3 separate regions of the Mus musculus genome follow, and regions 1 and 2 are each linked to region 3. A link is a loop called in an ENCODE intact Hi-C map of the cell type or tissue named here. Cell type or tissue: heart. All regions are shown on one strand. Links, peaks and the distances in the headings refer to the core of each region. The heading gives the core; the rest is flanking DNA.

What was found. A loop is a pair of places that touch in the nucleus more often than their neighbours do. Peaks named below come from ENCODE experiments on the same cell type or tissue, not always from the same donor. Only the 100,000 strongest peaks of a DNase experiment are listed, where the experiment ranks them.
Region 1: a loop joins it to region 3, with 4 times the contacts of the local background. A loop is called at or near these places in 16 of 42 quality-filtered maps.
Region 2: a loop joins it to region 3, with 9 times the contacts of the local background. A loop is called at or near these places in 37 of 42 quality-filtered maps.

What each region holds. Positions count from the first base shown.
Region 1 is chr4:122,805,790-122,811,149 of GRCm38, forward strand. No RefSeq gene overlaps it. Among named protein-coding and RNA genes, the nearest start is that of Ppt1, 28 kb to the right of the region's middle. In heart, for the core only: a CTCF peak has its summit at 2,530 (motif pointing right); a DNase peak (open chromatin) is centred at 2,532.
Region 2 is chr4:122,992,154-122,997,513 of GRCm38, forward strand. It overlaps Mycl (v-myc avian myelocytomatosis viral oncogene lung carcinoma derived), which reads left to right and starts at 3,778. Exons shown (of 3, transcript NM_001303121.1): 1 at 3,778-3,997; 2 at 4,361-4,865. The coding sequence starts at 3,917. In heart, for the core only: CTCF peaks have their summits at 3,323 (motif pointing right) and 5,167; a DNase peak (open chromatin) is centred at 3,508; H3K4me3 peaks cover 2,204 bases; H3K27ac peaks cover 1,668 bases; H3K27me3 peaks cover 1,853 bases.
Region 3 is chr4:123,079,736-123,085,555 of GRCm38, forward strand. Gm12923 (a long non-coding RNA gene) reads right to left here. Exons shown (of 4, transcript XR_868093.2): 3 at 2,618-3,180; 4 at 1,084-1,644. It overlaps Gm46868 (a long non-coding RNA gene), which reads left to right and starts at 1,195. Exons shown (of 3, transcript XR_003955102.1): 1 at 1,195-2,938; 2 at 3,664-3,845. In heart, for the core only: a CTCF peak has its summit at 3,343 (motif pointing left); no DNase peak of the experiment used is centred there; H3K27me3 peaks cover 2,437 bases.

The DNA.
Region 1 (5,360 bases), core at 361-5,360, 270 kb before region 3:
TATCAAGTGTTGATCTTAGAACATGAGCCACTGAAGTTCTGTTTAGGAAATTTCCCCCTCTGCCAATGAGTTCAAGGCTCTTTTCCACTTTCTCTTCTATTAAATTCAGTGTATCTGGTTTTATGTTAAGGTCCTTGATCCACTTGGACTTGAGCTTTGTACAAGGTGACAAAAATAGGTCTATTTTCATTCTTCTATATACTGACAGCCAGTTAGACCAGCACCATTTATTGAAGATGATTTCTTTTTTCCATTGTATATTTTTGGCATCTTTGTCAAAGATCAAGTGACCATAAGTGTGTGGTTTTATTTCTGGGTCCTCAATTCTATTCCATTGATCAACATGTCTGTCTCTGTACCAAAACCATGCAGTTTTTATCACTATTGCTCTGTAGTAAAGCTTGAGGTCAGGGATAGTGATTCCCGCAGCTGTTCTTTTATTATTAAGAATTTTTTTTGCTATTCCAGGTTTTTTGCCTTTCCAGATGAATTTGAAGATTGCTCTTTCCATGTCTTTGAAGAATTGTGTTGGGATTTTGATGGGGATTGCATTGAATCTATAGATTTGGTAGGATGTCCATTTTTATTATGTTAATTCTGCCAATCCATGAATATGGGAGATCTCTCTATTTTCTGAGATCTTTTTCGATTTCTTTCTTGAGAGAGTTGAAGTTATTGTCAGTCAGGTCTTTCACTTGTTTGGTTAGAGTTATCCCAAGATATTTATACTATTTGTGGCTAATGTGAAGGGAATTATTTCCCTAATTTCTTTCTCAGCCCATTTATCCTTTCTATAAAGGAAGGCTACTGATTTATTTTATTGTACTCAATCCACTAGAAATTGATCAGAGCCATAAAATAGACTCAGAAGCTGAACTGTGACCCTGAGTCAGAGTTTAAGCTTGAAATACACAAACATCTATGCCAAGTTATCTCATGATTTAAGAATAGGTGACTTCTTTGGAACATATCTTTGTGGTACACTTATCCTGCTCCCACTGGCTGGGTTATCAAGCTGTGTTGGTTTGAATATGCTTGACCCAGAGAGTGGCACTATTAGGAGGTGTGGCCTTGTTGGAGGAAATGTGTCACTGTAGGTGTGGGTTTTGAGACCCTCCACAATTTGTTCCTGGCTTCTTTTGGATGAAGATGTAAAACTCTCAGATCCTCCTGTGACATGCCTGCCTGGACACTGCCATTCTCCTTACCTTATGATACTGGGATGAACCTCTGAATCCTGTAAGTCAGGATTATAAAGGATTAATGATGTCCTTTATAAGACTTGCATTGGTCATGGTGTCTGTTCACAGCAATAAAACCCTAACTAAGACAACAGATATGGAAGGATGATTTGCCTTGCAGTCTCATTTCAGCTTGCCAACTGTGATTTCAACTACCCACAGTAATGTCTCTTTCTACCAAGCAGGATATCTGTTATCCAGGGACGTCTTGGAACTTAAAATGTATTTGACTCCTATTCAAAATGGAAGTTCTATTCAAAAATGGCTTCAGTTTGGTTCCATTGTACATAGCCATCAGAGAAATGCAAGTCAAAACTACTCTGAGATTTCATCTTACACCTGTCAGAATGACCAAGATCAATAACATAAGTGACAACTTATGCTATCAAGGATGTGGAGCAAGGGGAACACTCCTTCATTGCTGGTAGGTCACAGCCACTATGGAAATCAATATGGTTGTTTCTCAGAAAAAATTGGGAATCAATCTACCTCAAGACCCAGATTTACCTCTCTTAGGCACATACACAAAAGATGTCCCATCCTACCCCACTCTCACTTGCTTAGCTATGTTTATAGAAGCTTTATTCCTAATAGCCAGAAACTGGAAACAACCTAGATGCCCCTCAAACAGAAGAATGGATAAAGAAAACGTGGTATGCTTACACAATGGAGTGTTACTCAGCTGTTAGAGAAAAAATGACATTATAAAAATTTTAAGCTAATGGATGGAACTAAAACATCCAGAGTGAGGTGACCCAGACCCAGGAAGACAAACGTGATTTTGATTCACAAGTGGATATTAGCTGTTAAATAAAATATAATCACACTACAATCCACAGACCCAGAGAGTCTAAGTAACAAGGCTAGGGGGATGCAGGGTTCTCCCTGGGGAGGAAAAATATAATTTGTGGATAGACTTGGTGGGTGGGGACGGAAACAGGAGGGAATTGGGTGAGGAAGTGAGGGACAGAGGAAGGAGTACAGGAAAAGATTACCAGAATACTGAAACATTTCTAGGAACACAGCAGAAACTTCCTTCACCCATGAAGATGACCCTAGCAAGGACTCCTAGTAATGGAGTATATGAAGCCTGAATCATCCATCTTTGATAACCTAGCAGGCTTCCAGTGGCAGGACCCAGGCACCAATCCAGCCATAAAACCTTCAACCCATAAATAAACACAGCATGTATGCACAGCATGTATGTACCCGTCCTGCCTGCAAGATCGTGGCTCAAAGCTTGTGAGAGTGGCCAACCAAAGACTGGTATAACCAGGCCCAAGCCACAAGAGGGAGCCCGTGCCCAACATTGCCTGGATTCCAGGAACTGGAAACTGAATGTTTGGCTCAGATACCTAGAGTAGAACCAAACACAATTGAAAAGGGAGAAAAAAGTCACTGAAATGATTCCTAATGATGTTCATACATTGGTGCCTAGCCCAATTGACATCAGAGAGGCTCCTTCCAGCAGCTTACGGGAGCAGATGCAGAGACCCACTCAAACATTAGCTGGAGCTCAGGGAAACCTGTAGAAGAGGAGAAGGAAGGATTATAAGAGCCAGAAGGGTTGAGGACTCCAGGAAAACACAGTCCACAGAATCAACTAAGCAGGGCTCATAGGGGCTCACAGAGACTGCAGTGGCAATCACAGAGCCTACACTAGGTCTGTGCTAGGTCCTCTGCATACATGCTGTGTTTATTTAACTTGGGTTTTTTTGTAGGGCTCCTAACAGAGGGAGAAGGGATATCAGTGACTCTTTGCCAGCTCTTGGGACCCTTTTCCTCCTATGAGTTGCTTCGTCCAGCCTTGATATGGGTGTTTGTGCCTAGTCTTATTGCATCTTGCTATGCTGAGTTCAGCTGGTATCACTGAGAAGCCAGCTGGTATCACTGGGAAGCCTGCTCTTTCCTGAAGAGAAATGGAGAATGGATCTGGGAGAGGGCAGGCTGCCATTGGGATGTATTGTATGAAAGAATACATTTAAAAATAAATGTTTGTTTTCAGGCCAGACTTGATGGTGCATGCCTTTAATTGCAGACTAGGGAGGCAGTGGCTGGCAGATCTCTGTGAGTTTGAAGGCAACCTGATCTACAGAGTGAGTTCCAAGACAGTCAGGGCTGTTACACAGAGAAACACAAATAATAACAATAATAACAATAACAATAATAATAATAATAAAATATATTTTCTTTTGGGGTTTTTTTTTGGTGTATTGCCTGCATATATAACTGCACACCATGTGTGTGTATAGTGCTCGGGGGAGGCTAGATGAAGAAGTTGGATCCCTAGAACTGATGTTGCATTCATGTGGGTGCTGAAAATTGAACCAGGGATATCTGGAAGAGTGGTTAGAGCTCTTAACTACCAAGGCATCTCTTCAGCCCTTGATTTTTGCGGGGTGTTGGTTAGTTAGGTGGGTGGGTGGGTGGTTGGTTGGTTTTGAGGCTGGCCTGGTACAAATTGGCGTCAAACTTACAGAAACCCTATTTTTTTTTCTGTCTCCTAACTGCTGAGATTACAAACAGATAGCATCACCCTGGCCTAAAATTAACCGGTGTGTGTGTGTGTGTGTGTGTGTGTGTGTGTGTGTGTGTGTGTGTGTAGTGTATGTGCACGTGTGCAAGTGTGCTCTGCTGTTTCCATGCAGAGGCTAGAGGACATCAGGTGTTCCACTCTATCATACTCTACCTAATTCTCTTGAATCTGGAGCAGGCTGGTGGCCAGCAAGCCATGTGTGTGTAGACCACATGCAGCTTTTATGTAGATTCTGCAGGTCCTGTGCTAGCTTAGGAATCACTCTTAACTATTTCTTAGTGTATTACTCAGAGGTATTGACTCCATGTTATTGTTTTAAATTTTATTTTTATTATTTTTAGTTATGTGTAGCTGTATGTGTCTGTGTGGGAGTGAGCAAATATGTGTTCGGGTGCTCACAGAAACCAGGGTGTCAGATCCCCTGAAGCTAGAGTGGCAGGTGGGTGTGAGCCACCTGACATGGGTGCTGGGAACTGAACTATGGTCTCCTGGAAGAGCAGTTGGTGCTCTTAACTGCTGAGACATCTCTTCAGCTCTTGAGTCCACATTGTACAACTGTCACCACCATCCACCTCCAGGGTCCTTCTTGCCAAACTCAAACTCAGTACCCACTTACGATAACTAGTTTTGGTACAAGCTAGAGACATCTGAGAGGAAACATCAACTGAGTATATGCCCCCATCAGATCAGGCTGCAAACAAGCCTGTAGGACATTTTCTTAGTGATTGACATTGGAGGGCCCAGCCACCCTGGGCTGGTGGTCCTGTGTTCGATAACAAAACAGACTGAGCAAGCCATGGAAATCAAACCAGTAAGCAGCACTCATCCATGGCCTCTGCATCAGCTCCTGCCTCCAAGTTCCTGCCCTATTTGAGTTTCTGCCTTCACTTCCTTCAGTGACAATAGAACTATAAGTAAGGTTAACTCTTTCTTCTCCAAGCTGCTTTTGGTCATCACAGCAATTATCACCCTAACACTCCACTAAACAATGACTCCTTATTCCCTGTAATGGTTAATACTGATTGTCAACTCGTCAGAATCTAAATTCAGCTAGGAGACAAACATCTTGGCATGCCTGAGATGGTTTTTAGACTGAGCATACTGAGGTTGGGAGACTTGCCTTAAATGTCGATGGCACCATTTCATGGGCTCGGGAAAGGAGAAAAAAAACCTGAGCAACAGCCTTCATCGTTCTCTTTGCTTCCTGGCTGTGGATGCAATGGAACAACCTGACTCAAGCTCCTGCCACCACGCTTGTCCTGCCGTGACGGACTGTACCCTCACACTGTGAGCCAAGAGGCCAAGTGTGGTAGTGTACATCTTAAATCCCAACACTCAAAAGGCAGAGGCAGGAAGAGCTCTATGAGTTCAAGCCAGCTGGGTCTACATAGTGAGTTCCAGAGCTGTATAGTGAGACTGTCGACAGACAGGCAGACAGACTGATTGGAGTCATGAGTCAAAATAAATCCTTCCTCCTTGTTTTTCTCAGGTATTTTTTCAAGCAATGAGAAAAGTAACTGACGCCCTCCACCTCTCCGTCCTCCCTGGCAATCACCATTCTATCTACTTCCTGTCTTTATAAT
Region 2 (5,360 bases), core at 361-5,360, 88 kb before region 3:
CTAGCCTGAACTATAGAGTGAGACCCTGTCTTAAAGCAAAACAACAACAAAATTAGTGAATGATAGATAATTTCAGTACTTGGGAGGTTGGAACAGAAGGACTGACAGAAGTTCAAGGTCAGCTTGGGTTAAATAAGACCCCGTTTTAAAAACAAACAAAACACCCACCTAGGCAAATAAATAACATTTTTTTAAATGCAGTTAATGCCAGCACTTGGGAGGCGGAGACAAAAGGATCAGGAGTTCAAGGCAGATTTAATTACATAGTGGGTTCAAAGGACACCCTGTGATAGATGAGTCTCTGTCTCAAAGACATAAAAACAAAACACCAGAGCCAGTGAGATGGCTCAGTGGGTAAAAACTCCTACTGCAAAACCTGGTGACCAGAGTTCAATTCTCAGAACCCACACGGTGAAAGAAGAGTACTGTCTCCTACAAGTTGTCTTCTGATCTCCACATACCCTCAGCACACATACAGACACACATACAGACACACACACACTATGTGTGTATCTGTGTGTGTGTGTATATATATATATATATATACACATACATACATACATATATATACTATGTACGTATATGTATGTATAATATATATATAATGTGTATATATAGTGAATGTATGGATATATATGTATGTGTGTGTGTGTATGAATTAGAACATAACAACAACAAAACTGCAGATAATTTAGATGTCTCTAGAGTAGCATTTGTTACCTTGGTCAATTTATCACCATTCTGGGTCCAGACATTAACTCAGAAACCACAGTTGTCAGTCCTAAAAGCTACAGTGTCTCCTCGGAACAGACAGACACACATTAACCAGGCTCATGAGACCGCTATTTCAAATCAGATGCCAATTCATTAATTTACAAGGGGAAGTGAGGTTTTGGAGCACGTTGGATTTCTCTGTTGCTGAGTGCATTCTCTCTCTGTAGGTGGGGTTACATGGGATGCAAAACGGCTTTCAGAGAACTGCTGAGCGAGCCAGTGTAGGTAAGGTGGGGGATGAACTGGCTGGCTTCAAGGAATGATGCCTCCATCTTCCCTGTCTCCGGATCAGCTTTTTGCACCCAGCGAGATCTTGATAGTGTTCACTGCTGGTGATTACCATGGCAGCTCTCCATAATTTCTGCCTTTCTCTGAGGCCCACACCTTTGGCCTAATGCCAATACTTTCTTAGTTATATTAATACTTTTGGTCTGGGGATATGGCTCAGGGGTAGAGCCTTTGCCCAAGCCTATATCAGACTCTAGGTTCAATTTCCACCCCTGAAGAAAAATCGTTTTAGTCTTTTTGTTTGGTTTGGTTTGGTTTTATTTTTGGCTTCTGGGGGAGGGGGTTGTTTGGTTTTTGGTTTTGGTTTTTTGGGTTTGTTTGTTTGTTTTTGTTGGGTTTTTGCTTTGTTTGGTTTTGTTTTTCAAGACAGGGGTGATCTGTGTAGCCCTGGCTGTCCTGGAACTCACTCTGTAGACCAGGCTGGCCTCGAACTCAGAAATCTGCCTGCCTCTGCCTCCCGAGTGCTGGGATTAAAGGCGTGTGCCACCACTGCCCTGCCGTCATTTTAGTCTTGAGACGGGGTTGCAACAAGTTGGCCAGTGCTCAAATGATCCTCCTGTAGTTTGCATCCCAAGTAGCTACAATTACAGGTGTATGCCATTGTGTCCTTACTACATTAGAATATTTAATCAGGGAATAGTCTAGATGGTCTCCAGTGGGGAATTGGAACACCCTTGTATTATAGCATTAGAAGGTTGTATTGGGGCTGGAGAGATGGCTCAGCGGTTAAGAGCACTGACTGCTCTTCCAAAGGTCCCGAGTTCAAATCCCAGCAACCACATGGTGGCTCACAACCATCTGCAATGAGATCTGATACCCTCTTCTGGTGTGTCTGAAGACAGCTACAGTGTACTCATATATAATAATAAATAAATCTTTAAAAAGAAGAAGAAGAAGGAGAAGAAGAAGAAGATTGTATTGGGAATACAGGCATGAGCCATCATACCTGGCCTTAGTGAGGTCAGTCTGGGCAACAGAGTGAGAATCTGTTTCAAAAAAAAAAAAAAAAGAACAAAATGAACAACTCAGGTAGGCCTATTTTCCAAATATAGATTCCAAGCCTCCTGTGAATTCTATGCAACAATATCTCCCTTAAAAGTTATTTTCCTGCTTACATTGGTTTCTGTTATTGTGACCAAGACCCCGGAAAGTGCAGCAACCACCACAGACATCTGCATGCCTGACAACAAGACCCTGAAAGGGAGTCTAATCCCTCTGCACCAAGGCTGCAACCAAATCAGGAGCCTTTTCTGGGCCTCCCAGTACAGCACAGAGCAGGGCATACAGGCCGTCTCAATAAAATCTGGTTGGCTAGGTCACTCAGGAAGCCAGTGCGTAAATATTGCCAGAAGTCATTCTAGGTGCAGGGACTACAAAGCGAGCCAATTCCTGCTTTCAAGGATGTCCTACACACACCTTAGACACAACAAATGGAAAATGGAGAGTCACACACACCCCCTGTCTTCTCACCCAACTCGTGGGTCATCTCACACCTCCCTGGCCCAAAACAACGGGACGTGTTTATCCTTCTGGCTTCAGTCTGTTAGGATGGCAACAGCCTGTAGTTCTGAGTAGTTAGACAAAAAGAGTAGGAGGAAGAGAAGGATGGCAGACAACCAGACACCAGACCTTGATGCCAGGTGTAGGATTCTAGATGAATTGGCTGCTATCCTAAGTTACCTTCCTTGGACCTAAATTAGTTAGTCTTTTCCTTTCTCAGAAGGTAGCCTGTTTATGATAACACAAAGGAAATATATATATATCTCCATCGTCTCGGCCAGGGATGTCATGCAAAACTTCAAACACTTTGATCCCACAGCTAGGAAGCACAAAACAGGGGCCTGAATGAAGTTTCCACACCCCTACACTCCTATCTCTAAAACAGCCGTTAGGAGAGTTTTGTGTGGAGGATGAATTCTGGGAGGCAGGGCTGTGAAGGAAGGGTCAAGTGTCAGCTATGACCTGGGGGATGACAGAGGTCTCACTACCCTCCCCAGGGATAAAGCTGCTGTTGTTCGAATTCTCTCATGTCCTTTCCTAAGGTGCTCTATCTTTTTAGTAAACAAATTCAGCCCGGCGATCCTGTGAAGTCATTACCATTCCTTCATTTCACAAGTAAAATTGGGGCTCCGAGGGATTATATATACTGCAGGCTTTCTAGCTCGGAATCTTCACTGCTATTCAAGGTTTAAGCCACTGAGCTAAAGAATGGGCTAATGGTTACTGAAGCAATGGGTTGAAGAAGCCTGGGTTCAGGGCCGAGGGCCACCAGGTGGCGCGGTGGAGGTGCAGTGTGTGCCCCACCATCACCACCACCACCTCCTCTGTCATGGGTGGGACGCACCTGAACCTGGTGGGGCGCGCCCCGGGAAGTAGACTAGCAGGGTGGGGCAGGGAGCAGCTCTAGTCCTTGGCTCTGAGTAGGCGCGGAGCGCCGCTTTAGTTAAGTCGCTTGGACCGCGGGAGCCTCTCGAACAGTCACGCCTCCACCAGGAGACTGCGGGGCTGCATCAGCTCTTCTGCTCTGCGCTCCCCAGCGTACAATTTATTAGGGAGCTTCAAGGGATAGAATAGAAACGACCAGTTCAGCCAGGAGGTGGGGCCGGCCCCACCTGTCGCCAGCGGAGAGAGGGGCGGGAGGGGGAGGGGCTTGTCTCCTAGGGACCACCCCCCCTCCTGGTCCCCAAGCCCCGGGCACGCGACGAGATATAAAGCAGTCGGGAAACAATGCGCCTGCAGATCGCGCTCCCGCGTCGATCCCGGGAGCGTCCTGGCTGCCGTGTGCGAGCGAGGCGGGGGGCGCGCGCACGGGGGGCGCGCTCGTGAGTGCGGGGCCGCGCGCTCGGTGGCGCGCATGTGTGTGTGTGCGGGCTGCCGGGCTTCCCCGAGCCGGCGGGGAGCCGCTCCGCTCCAGGTGGCGGGCGGCGGGAGCGAGGTGAGGCTGCGGGTGGCCCGGGCAGGGGTCCCCAGGGGACTGGCGGGCTGCAAGGCTGCAGACTGCCTTCGAGACAGCGCGCCCCCGCCCGGCCCTGCTGTGCCCCCGGAGCTGAGCTCCGGGCGGTGCTGGCAAAGTTTGCTTTGAACTCGCTCCCCTCAGCCTGGTCGGCCCGTTGCGAGCTGCCCTGAGCGAGCTGACCCCAGGCCAGGCTTCCCAGGAGCAGGGACCAGGGCGCGGGCTGCAAGCTGGTGGGCCTGGGGAGAGACCAGAGCCCCGCAGCCAGCTGCAGCGAGGGACTCGGAGCCGCCTCTTCCCTCGGCGGGCACCGCAGTCAGCTCGTCTCCCCCTTCCCTCCCGCAGGGAGCGGACATGGACTTCGACTCGTATCAGCACTATTTCTACGACTATGACTGCGGAGAGGATTTCTACCGCTCCACGGCGCCCAGCGAGGACATCTGGAAGAAATTCGAGCTGGTGCCGTCGCCCCCCACGTCGCCGCCCTGGGGCTCCGGTCCCGGCGCCGTGGACCCAGCCTCTGGGATTAATCCCGGGGAGCCGTGGCCTGGAGGGGGTGCCGGGGACGAGGCGGAATCTCGGGGCCATTCGAAAGCCTGGGGCAGGAATTATGCTTCCATCATTCGCCGTGACTGCATGTGGAGCGGCTTCTCCGCCCGAGAACGGCTGGAGAGAGTGGTGAGCGACAGGCTGGCCCCAGGCGCGCCCCGGGGGAACCCGCCCAAAGCGCCCGCTACCCCGGACGGCACTCCTAGTCTGGAAGCCAGTAACCCGGCGCCCGCCACCCAATGTCAGCTGGGCGAGCCCAAGACTCAGGCCTGCTCCGGGTCCGAGAGCCCCAGCGATTCTGGTAAGGACCACCCGGGGGCTAGCTAAGAGGGAGGCACCCCTTGGGTGGCCAGAGCTCTATCTACCGCTGTTTGAAATCAGGCATTAGATCTTAAACCTTCCCATCACCTCCCCATTTTCTGACTGAAGCTGTCGGTGTAGCCCCCAGCTGTGTCTGTCTGGCACGTGGGTGTGTTGGTAAACAGTTTGGAGAAGTGGGGAGGGAGCCAGCGTCCCTCTGATGGTGATTGGAGCCCCAGGGGACCAGGGCGACTTGGTGAGGGTTGGCGCTTAGAGAGGACAATACTCGGGTTGGACTGTAGGGGATTTCTGTCCTTGGGAGGTTGAAAGGGTTCCCTTAAGAGTCACTCCAAGCTTGAAGCTTTTTTGTTGCTGCCTCTTTCCCTGGGAAACTCACACTTCCCTAAGGGAGAAAAGACTGAGATACCTTTTGAGCAGAACCAAAAGCCTTCCTCCACTCGAAAACCTCCATCTCCCGCCTGCTGCACTTTAAATT
Region 3 (5,820 bases), core at 502-5,501:
GGTGCCTCGGGAATTTGGTGGCAGCTTCTGCTTAGTTCTGATGGAGGCTCAGTGGAGGAAAGGGACACAGTGATACAGTATTCAGGAAGGATCTCAGGAAGACCGAGGGTCAAGAAGTTTGTGCTCCCTCCAAAGAACCCTGGGTTCCATGAGAGCTACTTTGTTTCCTTCCAAGGACAGGGCTCTGGATGACTTACCTTGGTCGCTGTCTTCAGACACACCAGAAGACAACATCAGATGCCCATTACAGATGGCTGTGAGACACCATGTGGTTGCTGGGAATTGAACCCAGGACCTCTGGAAGAGAAGTCAGTGCTCTTAACCACTGAGCCATCTCTCCAGCCTTTTTTTTTTTTTTTTTTTTTTTTTTTTTTTTTAAAGATTTAGCTCCCACCTCTTGAAGGTTCTGTTTCTGCAGCTCACCTGACCTGAGTACCCAGAGCTGTGTTGGGCTATGTGTTCAGAGACACAGAGGATCTGCCAAGAGCCATGAGAACACGGTGGCAGTTCAGGGAAATGCCATCAGGAGATATCGAGAGACAGAGAGACAGAGGAGTGTCCCAACTAGGCTCAATGACTTATAAGACCCTGGCTCTTCAGCTATTGATTTCGTTCAGAAGGGAAAGGTACTTGCCACCAAGCTTGGTGGCCTGTTTGATGCCAGAATCCCAAATGGTGGAGAGGACTGACTCCCTCAAGTTGTCCACAGACTTCCACATCTACAACAGTAGAGTCACAGCCAGAGCCTCCACAGCTCTTCATGTCCCAAGACTTGGTTCTGAGAGAGGTCTGGGCAAACCTATCCAATCCTCCTGATAACCTAAGTTACAAACAAGACACAAATGAAGCACCAGAAGTTAAGTCATTTGTTCCTGTCTGGCAGGTAACACATGGTGGGGCTGAGGTTCCATTTTATTGAACAAGAGTACACACAACAGACACACTCTCTTAAAAAATTATATATATATATGTATATATATATATATATATATATATATATATATATATATATATATATATATATATATTCCCTTAGGAGAATTCTGTTTTAAATGCCAAAACCTTAGTCAGTCTTTTTGTTTAGACTTGGAGTCCCTGCCAGAGTTGTGGGCTGGGTGAGCTGGGAGCCAGCCTACTCTGTCTTCCTTACACACCCTGCCTCTCACTTTGCCGGGTCTGGCAGTGGAAGCGCGGGAAACTGCTACCGAGCCAGGTACAGGGCTTGGCGGCAAAACTGCCTGTGGGGCGGGAGGCCAGAGCCGCACCCTGGCACCTGGCAGGCAGCCGAGCTCCACCGTTGAGAAAAGACTTGCTACAAAGGAGGCCTCCCGCCAAGCTGGCCGCCTTCTTCTCCCTGCCCACCCTCAGCTGAGGAACCTGACCTCAGGGCAGGCTAGGTCAGGTCCTTACCCGGCCTAGGGAGGCTGTCAATCGTCCTTGAGGTCATACCCAGCCTGGGGTGCTTCCCTGACTGCCCAAGGTAGGTATCTGGGTACTTAAGAGGCAATGTTACCACAGATCCAGAGGACTCTGGGGGTTCTGAGCTTCCCATTTCTGTCCCCTCCTCCAGGGTATCCAGGCTTCATAGTGTCACCGACCTCGTGACAAGTCGTTGTCCGAAGTGCAGACTAGACAGATCTGGGTCTATGATGAAAAACACAAATTCAGGTTCAACAAAAAGCGGGCGTTTGGGAGAGGAAACCTGGACCAAGGGGGCGTGGTTGATTGTAAAGTCAGCATGGGTTCTGAGGCTGGGATAGCTAGCTTAGTTGTGGTCCAGCACCTGGAGGTCCACAAAGGGGAGACAGAGCCACTTGTGTAGGACCAGATTCTGCCTCCCCTTTAGCAAGGGCTCAAGGCCTGTGTCTAGACAACAGACCATCTCAATGGGGCTCTTTTATTCAGATAGGGCTGGTCCCAGCCCAGGCTAGGCTGGCATCAAGCCTCACTTCAGTCCAGGCATAGGGGCTGCTGAGGCCATAGTGGCAGCTACCTACAGGGACTCAGGAGGAGCAAGTACTTCCTCTAGGTGGGTGCAGCCCACTCCAGGACCCTCAGCTGTGCCAAGGAGGGCAAGGGGCGGAGCTGAACCTCAAGGCCCATTCAATCCTCATCTTTGGGACTTTGTTGCAGATCTATCTTGCACTGCCTCGTACAGGGTCAGTGTCTATAAAGGATGCTAAAACATGAATGTGGGCTCCTGCCCTCTGACCCTGATATTCCCAAAGCAGGACAAAAGGAGGCCAATGCAGAAGTGACCTCTGACCTTACCAGCTCAGATCAACTTCACTCAGAGAGATTTAGGAGTGCTAAGCCTCTCCCACCCCATGCTAATACCAATGGGCAGGAGCCTTTTCCCCAGCAGAGCCAGCTAAGCCTGCAGTAGGCTCTGACTGAGAGGTAATCCTAAGGCTCCCCCCAAGGCAGGATACGTTCTGGAGCATGCCTTGACCAGTCTTGTGGGACTTTTGTATGGAAGATAAACAAATCCTGATCAGGCAGGAGTGCCACAAGCCATACTCCCAGGAATGCCCTTCGGGGTCACTGCTCTGGGCCCTATCTGGGGATTCTGGTAGCCTTTTCCTGGCCTGCCTTAGTTTCTGCTTGTTCTACTCACCCGTCATTTACATCAGAAGGTCCAGCTGTGGCACTCATCAGGGCCATCATAGGGCCAGGCACAGAGGCCAGTCTGCACAGACGCCCAGCGAGGTGTGTAGCCCAGGGCTGCCCATCCCCAGCTTCAGCGATGCAGTTGTGAACGACGTGACAGACACCTGCCTGAGTGACGGCACTGTGTGGCACTTCTGATGATAGCAGCAGCACTGTAGCAGCCACATCCTGTGAGGTCCATGCCTGGTGCTTCAGTCCTCGTCATTGTGACTCAGAACGGGCCCTGTCCCGGGTTCTCAGAAACTTGATTATAATGAGCCTCACTCAGGTAATGGCCGCTCTGCCCTTTCTGTCTGCTGGGCAGTGTGGACTGTGGAGCGCCTCCATGTCTGTGGAGATACAGGATGGGCTCAGAATCCTTGAGCCCTGTGACTTCTCGCCTTCCTTGAGATGCTGAGCTCAGGCAGGGGACGAAGCTGCTGCCCGTGTGAGGGCGCTGGCCCCATTTCTGCCTGTGATTGGTCCGGTAGCCTGGGCCAGTGACTGTTCCTCTCTGGGCCTCAGTTTATCCTGTGGCAAAATGAAAAAAAAAAAAAAAAAAAAAAAAAAAAAAAAAAACAGTAGGTCAAACCATTTGATCGGCAAACCCTCTTGCCACAAAGAAAGGCTCAGGGAAGTTCAAGAACACCTAGGCCTGTCTGAATTTCTGGCCTCTTTCTGCCCCCTGGCGGCCACAAGTAGACTAGCACCCAGGGGAGAGGGCAGCCGAACACTTGACTGTTGGGGCTTGGGGACTCAGTGTGATCTCTAAGGCTGCCTCCCCTCTGTTAAACGATAATATTTGTTTTTGTTTTTGTTTTTGTTTTTTGCTTTTCGAGACAGGGTTTCTCTGTGTAGCTCTACCTGTCCTGGAACTCACTCTGTAGACAGGCTGGCCTCGAACTCAGAAATCCACCTGCCTCTGCCTCCCAAGTGCTGGGATTAAAGGCGTGCGCCACCACCGCCCGGCTGATAATTTTATTTTTGTTTTAAACTTTTTATTGGAAACGATAGTTCTAAGACTACCAACGTCATCAGAATGTGCTGAGGAGTAAATTTTAGAGAACCTGTGAAGCATGCTGAATCATAACTTGGAAAGCACCCATGGTCCCCGTTATCAGCACCTCTGCTTCTCCTTGATCCCCAGACCGGAGAACTCCTCTTGATGGCTCTCCTCGTGCAACCTTTCTGCTAAGGTCAGCATTTATGTTCTTTCCTCTGAGTTTCACCACCTTCTCCCCAGCCCCACCCCTACCCCTACGCCTCTAGCACCTACCTCCAGTTCCACAACCTACTTCCCAACATTTCAATTCCCCTATTTCAAGACGCCTAAGGCCACTCCCCTCCATCCTGCCCTCCGGGCTCTGACTTCCACATCTGCCTTTCTGAACCTTGAATTCGTGTGTGTGTGTGTGTGTGTGTGTGTGTGTGTGTGTGTGTGTGTGTGTATGAATGTGTGAGAGAGAGTGTGTGTGTGTGAATATGTGTGTAAATATGTTGTGTGAATGAGTATGTATGTGTGTGAGTATGTATGTATGTGTGTGAATGTATGTGTGGGTATGTGTGTGTGAATATGTGTATGAGTTGTGTGTATGTGTGTGTGAGTGTGTGTATGTATGTGTGAATATGTGTGAGTATGTGAATATGTGTCTGTATGTGTGTGTGAATATGTGTATGTGTAAATATGTGTGTGTGTGTATGTATATGTAAATATGTGTGTGAGTGTATGTGTGTGTATATGTATGTGAATATGTATGTGTGTGTGTGTGTGTTGGTAGTAACGCATGCTTATCTGGGAGACGTTGGAAGCAAGAGGTCAAGGGCAATAGGGGCAATGGTGTTGCTGGTGTCAGATCTGTGTGTGTCTGGCTTTTCCCCAGTGCCACCAGCCTTAGTCTACTGTCGCAGCCCTGGGATTACAAGCACACACCACAACACATCTTGCTTGACCTTATTTTAAGATTTTACATTTTATTTATATATTTATTTAGGCTTCTGAGACAGGGTTTCTCTAAATAGCCTTGGCTTGTAGAGGGCACAGGGTCTTACAGGGAGCATGAGAGAACGCAGGTGAAACGATGCCTGTTCCCCAGGAAGGTGAGAGTGTGTGCTTCGTAACCAGGTGATCTCTGCTGTTCTGTGGTGCCAGCCCTCACTGAATCCCCGACCTTACCTGAGCACTGCTTCTCAGTCAATAGAACCTATGCTTATGAGAAAGTTCCCCTGCACTTTGCTTATTACAAACCTTCCTCCTTAGACCCTTATCTTAAACACTGTTTCTCAGGCAATAGAACCCATGCTTGTGGAAGAGGTAATAGGTACTTTACAAAAGAGATGTACTTTGCAAAGGAATTTCAATGTAGCCGTGTCTTAAGCTTTTGTTGTGAGAAAAACACGTGAGAAAAAAATTGTCAGTTTTACTGTGTTTGAATATCTAAAAAATAAGTCCCTCAAGGTCAGACTCGAGAAGTTTCAACCAGCCTGGCTAGGCCATGCTGAACAGAGTTTCTTTGCAGGGACCTGCACCTTGACTGTCCTGGAACTCACTATGTAGATCACGGTGGCCTTGAACTCATAGAGATCCTCCTGCCTCTGCCTCCCAAGTTGATCGTCATGCCAGGTGATTATACAGTTCTTTCCTTTTGCTAACGTGACGTATTGTGGGTTTTTTAAAACTCGGTTTCTATGTATTGTTGCATGTGAACACGTATGTGACAGAGCTTGCACGTGGAGGTCAGAGGACAGCCTTGTGGAGTCTTACCTCTTTCTCTACATTTTGCTTGTTTGTTCTGTTTTTCAAGACAGGGTTTCTCTGTATAGCCCTGGCTGTCCTGGAACTTGTTCTGTAGACCAGGCTGGCCTCGAACTCAGAGACCCACTAGCCTCTGCTTCCTGGGATGAAAGGTGGGCGCCACTACAGCCCAGTGCCTCCTCTTCCACCTTTAAGTGGGCTCTGGAGATTAAGCTCCAGTCCTTAAGCCTGTAAGGCAAATGTACTGCCTTACCAGCCAAGCTTAGTTGTGTGTTGGTTTTGGTTTTGGTTTTGGTTTTGGTTTTGGTTTTGGTTTTGGTTTTGGTTTTGGTTTTGGTTTTGGTTTTGGTTTTGGTTTTGGTTTTGGTTTTGGTTTTGGTTTTGGTTTTGAGATGTGGGGGAGAACATGTCTTACTCTG